Regions from separate parts of the Homo sapiens genome. Here region 2 is linked to region 1. Evidence: chromatin loops called from intact Hi-C (ENCODE). Cell type or tissue: Calu3. All regions are shown on one strand. Links, peaks and the distances in the headings refer to the core of each region. The heading gives the core; the rest is flanking DNA.

Evidence for each region. Hi-C counts contacts between places; a loop is a spot of excess contacts. Peaks named below come from ENCODE experiments on the same cell type or tissue, not always from the same donor. Only the 100,000 strongest peaks of a DNase experiment are listed, where the experiment ranks them.
Region 2: it touches region 1 in a loop (14-fold over the local background); 8 of 110 quality-filtered maps call a loop at or near these places.

The regions. Positions count from the first base shown.
Region 1 is chr17:48,371,867-48,377,249 of GRCh38, reverse strand. All of the region lies in intron 2 of SKAP1 (src kinase associated phosphoprotein 1), which reads left to right. Among named protein-coding and RNA genes, the nearest start is that of SKAP1, 56 kb to the left of the region's middle. In Calu3, for the core only: a CTCF peak has its summit at 2,387 (motif pointing right); a DNase peak (open chromatin) is centred at 2,409.
Region 2 is chr17:48,262,869-48,268,251 of GRCh38, reverse strand. All of the region lies in intron 4 of SKAP1 (src kinase associated phosphoprotein 1), which reads left to right. Among named protein-coding and RNA genes, the nearest start is that of SKAP1-AS2, 29 kb to the left of the region's middle. In Calu3, for the core only: CTCF peaks have their summits at 4,878 and 5,080 (motif pointing left); DNase peaks (open chromatin) are centred at 1,661, 2,131, 2,431 and 3,371.

The DNA.
Region 1 (5,383 bases), core at 332-5,331:
GTGATAACTGGTAGTTATTTCACATGCTCCACATCAGCAACCTTTTTCCTTAATTTTTTTTCCTCCGCAAACCCTTGTCAGTCTTTACCTCATCATATTGCTTCTCACTCTTTCCATGACGTCACAGCCTACTTCACAAGAGAAAAGAGAGGCTCTCAGGTTGGAACCTACTCAGTATCCTACCCTGTCCCTTACTCAACATAACTGCTTTGGGGTGCTAGGCTGGTCCTTTGCCACCTTCTCTTCTTCTGGACCTGGCCCCTCTGCCTGACCTCCCTCTGCATCTTGGGCCTGGCCTCTCTGTGACCCGACCCTCCCCTTCCAGGCTTCTCTCTGATCTCGAATCCTCCCTTAGCAACTCTTATGTGCAGGCAGTAAGACATTCTGGCATTAGTCAGACATGGGTTCTTCTGGTCCCAGTTTTTACCATTTGCATGTTCTGGGCCAATTACATCACTTCTACACAATTTGATTATTTCGGCCAAACTGGTCCACAGTTGGGTTTTCTGTGCTCTTAGTCCCTCACAGAGTGTCTGGCAAATAGTGGAAATTTATTCATCTCTACTACTGAGAGAACAAATGCAGTATTCGTAACTTGAGATACAGAGACTGTGTTGGCATGTTAATGCTGAGATATCCACCTTGCCTAGATGAACTCTAATAACTAATCCAGCTTAAAAATTTTTTACATAACATTTGCCTTCAGGTGAATAATATGTCCATGTTCATAACAAGGAAAATATCAAAGGCATGATAGCCGAGTTTTTCCAAGGAGGTTTTAAATGTTTTTGTAGAAATTGTCTCATTTTTAAATGAATATCACATTTTTGAACTTGCCCCTGATTCTGTACAAGATAAACTGTGGTGGCCCCACAGTGTGGACTTTTAAACTCCTATGGTGCGATCAGATAACCTCTCCATGCTTCATTGTTCTCATCCGTAAAGTGAAGGCTAGAGTAAATGATTTTAAGTGTCCTTCCAGCTGTAAAATTCAGTGAGTATATGGGCCACAGTCACACATTCACTCAGCTACCAGTTATTCACTAATCAGATAATGGCGTCTCAGTGGTCGAAGAGTAGCTGTTAACCTGAAGCAAGCAAAAAATAAAACAAAATTAGGTTTTTAAGCGTCAACAGTGACAAAAATGACAGAGCAAGGGCCAAAGAGACAACAGTTTAGAATACAGTAATCAGCTGGAGTTATTTGTACATAAGCAGTACCTTGTTTTCTCCAATACACAAGTTTGGAACCGAAAGGCGTCTCTGACTTTCCTCTTGATGCTCTCCTCCTAGCCAGTCTCTAAGTCTGTTATCTAATGTCTTGTCTTTTCTCTTGCTCTCAAGTAGCTTCCTAAACTATCTCCCCACTTTTCTCCCTCCCATCCATGCTACACATCTCTGCTGGATTTGATGTGGACATCATTCTTTATCCTTAAAGACAAACAAACAAACAAAGAAACAGACCTTTCAATGACTCCTTTTTATTTACAGAAAAAAACCCTCCAACTCTGACCTGTTGTTTAGTGTTTTTATTTTGCCATAATGTATTTGGCTAGCATTTTTCCTTTATTAGTTCATCGAATTATAGTTTGTTGCCTATTACATGGAGGAAGTATGGGGATTGTGTAGACATACTAGTGAGATTTGCTGGTGAAAAAACAGTCCTCATGCTAGAAAGTAGGGGAAGGAATGTTAGAATGTGGGTTTCCAGTGTTGCAATCAGAAAGCTTAATCACTCACTGATCAAAAAGAGTTCTTAGGTTTCTTAATGTTTATACTCATGGTGGGTGTTTCATTGACCATAGCAATGATTCCATGTAGCAAAAGTGTTATAGGAGACTCTAGTGTTAAATAGTACTTTAATTTCTTTTCAAAATTTAATTTCTTTTTTGCTGTCCAGGAATGGACTTAAAAATTGTGGTGGGGGAGCAGGTGATGAGTTATACTGTCAATCTCAGATAATGTTGTTTATTATTTAATATAAGTTTGATTGTGATCATTGTATTTAGTAGGTAGGTGAACATTGTATTATCTACCTAGATGGGCTTGTAAATATAGACTCAAGACCACAGAAATATTACATCCCCCAAAAGAACCCGGGACCTTCTTGTGATATGTTCTTCTATTACATAATTGAGTTATATGCCTATTGTCTGTTGTTACAGTAGTATTTATCATATTAGATTGTCATCTCATTATATACAAAGAGCTAATATTTTGGACTAGATTGTAAGCTCCTTGTAGGTAGGCATTAGGTCTTGTACTTTTGGTGAGATTAAGGAATTGGGACTAGAAGGATCACCAGCTCTTCCACCAAAGACCTTCCTTTTGCTGCCCAGTTGTTTCTAAGGCTGGTACCTGGACCCCTGGGTCCCAGGCCTTGGATGCCTCCACTGGGGACTTCCACCAGATGGTGCTGTTTTCCCATTTCTGTTGTTGGGTGTCACTGGCCATGTTACTCTTTGCCACTAGTCCATACCTTCTGCAAGGTAGTAGATGGGACACTTTCAGAAGATAATTTGGAAGCAATGTGAATCTTTCCAAGTGAGAAAAAGAATTATAGGAAATATTTAGTGTACAGACTCTTAGCATTGCTCAGCAAAGCCATTTCCTTGGGCATAAATAAACTTCTACCATGTGGCTGACTGCTCAAGATCAGTTGCAAGGGGTTTTCCTAGCCTTATCAACTTGCATGGAATCCATGCCCAACTAGGTGTCCGTCTGAATCCTAAGATTCCATTTTCAATGCAGGATAACTCTTCAGTGTTAGCCTTTGCAGTCTGTTTGGAGACAGCCATTATCAGAGAACAGAGATGGTCAAGAGAGAGATAGAAGTCTTTGGACACTGAGTATTGCAGACAGCCTATGCATTCAGAAGGCATTGCTGTTTTAGTACAAAAAGGAAGTTCAGGCTGAATGCAATGGCTCACATCTGTAATCTCAGCACTTTGGGAGGCCAAGCAGGCAGATTGCTTGAGTCCAGGAGTTCAAGACCAGTCTGGGCAACATGGTGAAACCCTGTCTGTACAAAAAAAAAAAAAACAAAAATTAGCCAGGCATGGTGGAGCGTGCCTGTAGTCCCAGATACTCAAGAAGCTAAGGTGGAACGATGGCTTGAGCCTGGGAGGCAGAAGTTGCAGTGAGCTGAGATTGTGTCACTACGCTCCAGCATGGGCAGCAGAGCAAGACCCTGTCTCAAAAACAACAAAAAAGAGAAGTTCAAATTTGGATGTCCTTAAGTCATTAAGAAGAGATTTGATTTTGTTCAGCAGGAGTTTACCAAGGCAGAGAGTATATGATGTGTTTTAAATTTCCATAAGTCACAGGTAAAATAACACTTTTAATACTTCAGTTGCAAAAAAAAATTCATCTAGATGTTCTAGAGTTATAACATCACAGATGTTGGCCTTTCTGGGTAGCTAGTTTTATAATGCCATTACAACTCTATTCACCTAATTCAGTGGGTCATATCATTTTTGGTGGGTGTGGGGCAAGGGTGAGTTATTGACACTAATGAGGTCTATAGACTCTTCTCCAAGAGAAAAGAAAACAAGTGTTACATTTCACCCACAATTTTAGAGAGTTTAGGAAATCCCCTGAAGCCTAAACTATGGACTTCAGGTTAAAGACCTCTGTCTAACCACTCCCTAATATTCATATTAGGGTTGATTCATGCCCATAGGCTATCTAACAAAACAACTGTATCTTCTCTTAAGTACCAGATTTATTTTTTTTTATATATTACAGCCAATAGGAAAGCAGTTAATATGGAATTTAAGAGCTTGGGCTCTGGAACCAAGTAGACCTGTGATATGGTTTGGCTCTGTCCCCCCACCCAAATCTCATCTTGAATTATAAACCCCACATGTCAAGGGAGGGACCTGGTGGGAGGTGATTAGATCGTGGGAGCAGATTTGCCCCTTGCTGCTCTCATGATAGTGAGTGGGTTCTCACAAGATCTGGTTGTTTGATAAGTGTCTAGTGCTTCCCACTTCTCTCATGTTCTCTCTCTCTCCTGCCACCCTGTGAAGAAGGTGCTTGCTTCCCTTTCACCTTCCACCATGGTTTTAAGTTTCCTGAGGCCTCCGCAGCCATGTGGAAGTGTGAGTCAGTTAAACCTCTTTTATTTATAAATTACCCAGTCTCAGGTAGTATCTTTATAGCAGTGTGAAAATGGACTAATACAACCTGGATACAAATCTTGGTTCTGCCACTTAGTAGCTATGTGATCTTGGCCAAGTTGTTTGACCTTCCTGAGTTTGAGTTTCCTCATGTGTAAAATGAGGATAATAGTAGTCCTGGGCTGGGCATAGTGGCTCATGCCTGTAATCCCAGTGCTTTGGGGAGGCCAAAGCAGGAGGATCACTTGAGGCCAGAAGTTCGAGACCAGTCTGGGCAACATAGTGAGAATTTGTATCTACTAAAATGAAAAATAAAGGAAATTAGCCAGGTGTGGTGGTGCACACCTATAGTCCCAGCTACTTCGGAGGCTGAGGCAGGAAGATTGCTTGAGCCCAGGAGTTCAAGTTTACAATAAGCTATGATTGCACCACTGCATTCCAGCCTATGTGACAGAATGCAACCTTGTCTTAAAAAAATACTGACCTCCTAGGGTTTTTATGAAGATTAAATAAAATAATACATGTGCCGGGCATGGTGGCTCACGCCTGTAATCCCAGCACTTTGGGAGGCCAAGGCAGGCAAATCACCTGAGGTCAGGAGTTCGAGACCAGCCTAACCAACATGGAGAAACCCCTGTCTACTAAAAATACAAAATTAGCCGGGCATGGTGGCACATGACTGTAATCCCAGCTACTCGGGAGGCTGAGGCAGGAGAATCACTTGAACCTGGGAGGCGGAGGTTGCGGTGAGCCAAGACTGCACCATTACACTCCAGCCTGGGCAACAAGAGCAAAACTCCGTCTCAAAAATGAATAAATAAATAAAATAACACATGTAAAACATATACCTAGCACAGGGCCAGACGTGGTGGCTCATGCCTGTAATCCCAGCACTTTGGGAGGCTGAGGTGGGTAAATCACTTGAGGCAAGGAGCTCAAGACCAACCTTGCCAACATGGGAAAACCCCATCTCTACTAAAAGATAAAAAATTAACTGGGTATGGTGGCACACGTTTGTAATCCTAGCTACTCAGGAGGCTGAGGTACGAGAATCGCGTGAACCCAGGAGGCAGAGGTTGCAGTGAATGGAGATTGTGCACTGCACTCCAGCCTGGGTGACAGAGTGAGACTCTGTCTCAAAAAAATATATATGATGTATATGCATATGTATATGTGTATATCTAGCACAATGCCTAACATGTAAGTGCTAATAAATGTTAATCATTTTTTTATAATTGGGAAATAGAATTATTTTTCCTTTC
Region 2 (5,383 bases), core at 221-5,220, 110 kb after region 1:
TCATGTTATTATTTCAGGTCAGTATTTGGAGGGTTAGCTACTGATTGTTTGGTTGCCCAGGACTGATATCCTTTGCATCTTCTTCTCATTTTTATAATTGGCTTATTATATTGCATGAGGCCTCTTCAAGTTTTCTTTCTTTTTTTTGAAACTCTAAAGAGTAATGTCTGTCTTTCGAGGATTTGATGAGATTCATTTTGTAAAGCATTCCAAACCTTACACTGGATTATTACATTAACTACCTTTATGATCTCAGAGAAGTCATTTAAGTTCTCTGATTTTAGCTTTTCTCATCTGTAAAATGGGCATAATACAAACACAAGATAATAATGTAAAGGTACCTATAAGCAACCTCTGTATAATCACATGAGAAATGGTGTGCCTTTCCATCTCTCCCTTCCCTCCATTTATCTGTTGGTATCTATTTTGTCAGGTCCTCCCCTGCTTTGGTTCTGTAATTACCCTTCCTAACGGAGTTCCTAAACATCTCCCATGGCTCAATACTTAAGAGCAAGTGGTGAAAAGAACAGAAATATAGTAAATAATTTTGTAAGCAATCTAGTATTAAATTAATTGATATTAAATTAATCACAAATCATTTTAATAGTAGCAAATTAAACTAAGCAAGTGTGTTTGCTCTTTTAAAAAAATGGGTTTAGAAAATTATCATTTTCTAAGTTATTAATGATTAATATAGGGCAATAATTTGGGTGTTGACCTTAAGGACTTGTGTATAGAGTATCTATTAGTACCAAGTGGTAATTTGAAGTATAAATGCTGATTGTATCACCTTAGAGCCAAAATCATTGATTAAACAGGCATATTCAACATTAAAGTGTGTGTGTGTGTTTAATTAAAATTGATTTTGGAAGAATTCTCCAACTACTGTTCCTTTTGTTCAACATTATTTTTTGATTGTGAGAACAAAGTAAAATTGAGGTATTGTTTAAGTTAAATCATGTATGTTGAGAAGTATCTAATTTTGTCTTTTTTTCTCTAAGGCCTAATAACTTATATATCTACTTCATGTCTTAATTTCACTTAAAGCTAAAAAAGGCTTACTAGTGTTCATAATTCAAAAGTTGGAAATTTATCAGAAGATCCTAAATGCTGTAGGAACATTCAGAGCCCTGAGTATAGGGAAAGATGTGGAAAACAAATTTGAGGAAAATAATTATTGGCTTGGCATCACATTTTTTTCATGATAAAATGATATTCTATGTGCTAATTCTGCCATCTGCTATGTTCTATGAGGGCTTTCCTTCAAGCAGTGAAAGCATTTCGTGTTGAGTGTTAGTCTAGTCACAGAAAGAAAGAAAATTCGTGTATATTTGGACATTTCCACTTCATTCACCCAATAATTCTCTCTAGTAATTGTAAAATAGAAATATCATTTTTAAATTTCAAAAAAGAGAAAAAGAGGAATAAGAAAAGGAAAACAGGGCCGGGCACGGTGGCTCATGCCTGTAATCCCAGCACTTTGGGAGGCCGAGGCTGGTGGATCACGAGGTCAAGAGATCGAGACCATCCTGGCCAACACAGTGAAACCCTGTCTCTACTAAAAATACAAAAAATTAGCCGGGCGTTGTGGCAGGCGCCTGTAGTCCCAGCTACTCGGGAGGCTGAGGCAGGAGAATGGCGTGAACCTGGGAGGCGGAGCTTACAGTGAGTCAAGATTGCGCCACTGCACTCCAGCCTGGGTGACAGAGTGAGACTCTGTCTCAAAAAAAAAAAAAAAGAAAGTAAGAAAAGAAAAAAAGAAAAGGAAAACAGAATTTCTAAAATTAAATTGCTTTCCAGCCACAGCCTTGATTTCTTGAACTAACGGTTTCAATAGTGTATTTATTGTTATGTATAGTATAATTCGTATTTTACAGGCAACAACTATCCATCTGTTCTGATAGGTGGAAACTGTCTTTAAATAATAAAGGAGCTCCTTTCTGACACAAATGCTCTCTACCTTTGAACTAGAAATATGCAGGATGATGTTTGCACCAGCCTAACAATTTACATTAAGATCTATTTGATATAGCTTATAAAATCTATTATTTTTGCCAAATACTTCAGTTGAATAGACTAGGCTAGTGTGTGTGTGTATGTGTGTGTGTGGGTGTGTGTAGGTGTGGGTGTGTGTTTAGATTATCTCGGAAATATTTCCAGCTCACTCACAGGTTAATAATCATACAGTGATGTCAGCCAAACCAAGTGCTGACAAGGAAATGAGAGCCCTGTTCAGGAGAGAATGAGTAAATATCCCAAGAGAGGAATCAAACAGCAAGCAGTCATTTTTCATAAAGAGAAAAATCACTAAACTAAAGAAAAGAGGTTTTAAAAATAAGTTAAGTTGAAAACTTGGACAACCTAAACAGACATGCAGATGTGAAGATTCTAACAGGGGAGGCATTTGGAGCATGGCCAGCTCCCTGTTCCACCTGCCACAGGAGTTTGCCTTTGGGCAGATACAGCTCCCAAAGGTGTTTTCTCCCTAGTTTCATGGGGGGAGGGAAAGAGAAAGGTTACAGTTCGGGTGTGTTAGACACACCTCTAGCCAGAGTGGTGTTCTGAGTTATTCACATTGTTGATGACAACAATACTAGAATAAAATAAAATGTGAAAACTGTGTGCTGATTTTTAAGTACCACGTCAATATGCTTAAAAAATAATTTGAGGTTTTGTGTGTCTTTTCTGAACACAGTAACCACACACCACAGTGTCATAGCTTGCTTGCTTGCTTGCTTGCTTGCTTGCTTTTTTTTTTTTTGAGACAGGCCCAGGCTGGAGTGCAGTGGTGCGGTCTCAGCTCACTGCAACCTCCGCCTCCCAGGTTCAAGTGATTCTCCTGCCTCAGCCTCCCAAGTAGCTGGGATTACAGGCATCTGCTACCATGCCGGGCTAATTTTTTGTATTTTGAGTAGAAATGGGGTTTCACCATGTTGGCCAGGCTGGTCTTGAACTCCTGACCTCGTGATCCGCCTCCCTCAGCCTCCCAAAGTGCTGGGATTACAGGTGTGAGCCACCGCACCCAGCCATAGCTTTCTTACTAATTAAAAATTCCCAGATTTAGAGCCTTTGGAGCTTCAGTATGAACTAACTTCCCAAATTAAAACTGGATTCAGGTACGTCTGTTAACAGATTGGAATTCATTAAATCCCACCACAGACAAATCCTATAAAAAGTGTATATTGTTTCAAATAGCTGGAAAGGAGAGCAGCCTTCCCCATCACTCACCAGAGCTGTGGCTCACCCCAGTAGAGTCATGTTTTTAGCAAGGTTCCTGTGGGAGACCTGTTTATGAAAGTGGCATTTGTGATTCAGACTTCAGCTCCCCATGCCAGCTTCGGAAAGTCAAACAGATGTTTCCTCGTTGACTGCAGCATAGCTCATCACTTATCCCAAGAGGAAAATCAGAAGAGGCTGGGGACAAGTACAGTTCTGTCAGCCACAACCACAAGAAAATGGAGATGGAGGGTGTGTGTGTGTGTGTGTGTGTGTGTGTGTGTGTGTGTTTTGTAGATTTGATTAAATGTAAGTTTAAGTATTGCTTTATTTAAAGATAGAATGATTCATCATCTATAGAAAATTTTATCCTCTACCTAAATTTCCTTTTCTACTCCCTTTTCCCTCCCCATTTCCTGGCAAAGTTCAGTATCTTTATGGGTCTCTTTGGAGTACAATCTTTGTGCTTTTCAGTTTTGCCTTGGATTAATAGGTTGTCTGAAAGCAAAGCTTAGCTCCTGATTTGTTTTATAAGAATAATAAGACCAAAGTTACTTTTCATTCACACATCAAAACACATGCATACCAAGAAAACAAATAAAATGTACATTGAATCTCATATACCACAGTAATGTGGCCTGGGAATTAAACTCATTAAATGGATTTCAAAGAACTGGGTAGTATGTAGTGGAAAACAATTTTGCAGTAAGCCTGAACTAACATTAGGTAGAACATAGTAAGACCTCTTTATTTCTGATCTCTGTGTGTGTGTATATATATATGTATAAACATATATATGTATACATTTTGTATATATATATAAAGTAGTGTTGCTGATTTTTAAGCTAGATATCAAATGCTTTAGAAAATACAAAAAATCAATTTTAACCATTTCCATGTTTTTGTTTTGGACATTTATTAGATATAATCTTGCCTAATTGTAGTCTAAAGTCAGATTTTTAAGTTAGATAAAAAAAAAAAAGCTGATGTCTCTTTGCTTGGATTGAATTCCTCTAGTCCTAGGCCCTAAAACAGTAGAAGGGTTGCGGCTGGTTTAGAAGTTTCTCTGCAAATGTACGTCTCTGTCTCTCCCTTTCAGACACTCTCGTTTGCTCTCCTTTCTTGCTCTGTGCAAACGCAGAGTGGTGTCTGTGTTTCAGGAAAAGAATGTGTGTTAAAAGAACTAATGGTCCGACTGTCCATCAGACTGGGCAGCAATGGAGGTCATCTGGCGGTCAAAACCAAATAATTTCAGCCTGTTCCTAAAGCCCCTGAAGCTGTTGACTCGATGACTGGAGTTCACCGCCTCTTGTTGCTTCTGTATCCTCTGAAACCTGGGACCTTTTTTTTGGAGACAAGAACGGACATATTTTCTCCATAGCAACTGTGTGCACAGTGCCCACCATTCAGCATTTGCTCAGGTTAGCTTGGCTAAAGTATACAGTCAGTGCTCCCTCTTGATACGTGTCTGCCCTGAATAGAAGATAGATCAGATTCTAAACCTAGAGGCCCCCAAAATATTGGAAGAGTCAGGATACTTGTGCATGTTTGAAGCTCATTGTTATACAGAAAATTTAAATATTTAAAAATAGAAAATATTTGTCTGCTTTTATAAAGAGACCCAATGTTCTTAATGCAAAACTTTCTACAGGCACATATTTTAAGGTGACTTCCAAGTTTCCACATTCATATGGAACAGATGGGAATGGAAGTAGTTTCAGTGTGCTGACAACTCCATTAAAAATGTTTTAAAATCCATAATCCATAAATCTGAACCACATATTGGTTATACTCATAGCCCTTTCAGTATTTCTTGTACCCTATTTGTGAATACCACCACCTGCTGGTAGTTAATGACAAGCTCTCACTTTGTTTACTGAAGAATCAACCTAAAAGTCAGTATTAAGTAAAATTTAAATGTTTTTAAGTAGGTACAATTTTGAGGTGAAAATCTATTTACTGTGTTAGTTTGAAACATCCTAACCACAATTAATTTGCAAAAACTTTTAAACAGACATTTGAAAAAAAATGCACATGAAATACTGTTTTGAAATGAAAGCTATTCTTAAATGATAACAATTTTTATTATCTTTTAGCTTCTTTTTCCTTGCTGACAACATTTCAAAGTAATGTTACAGATATCCACACCTTCAAGTCTGAGTTTCAT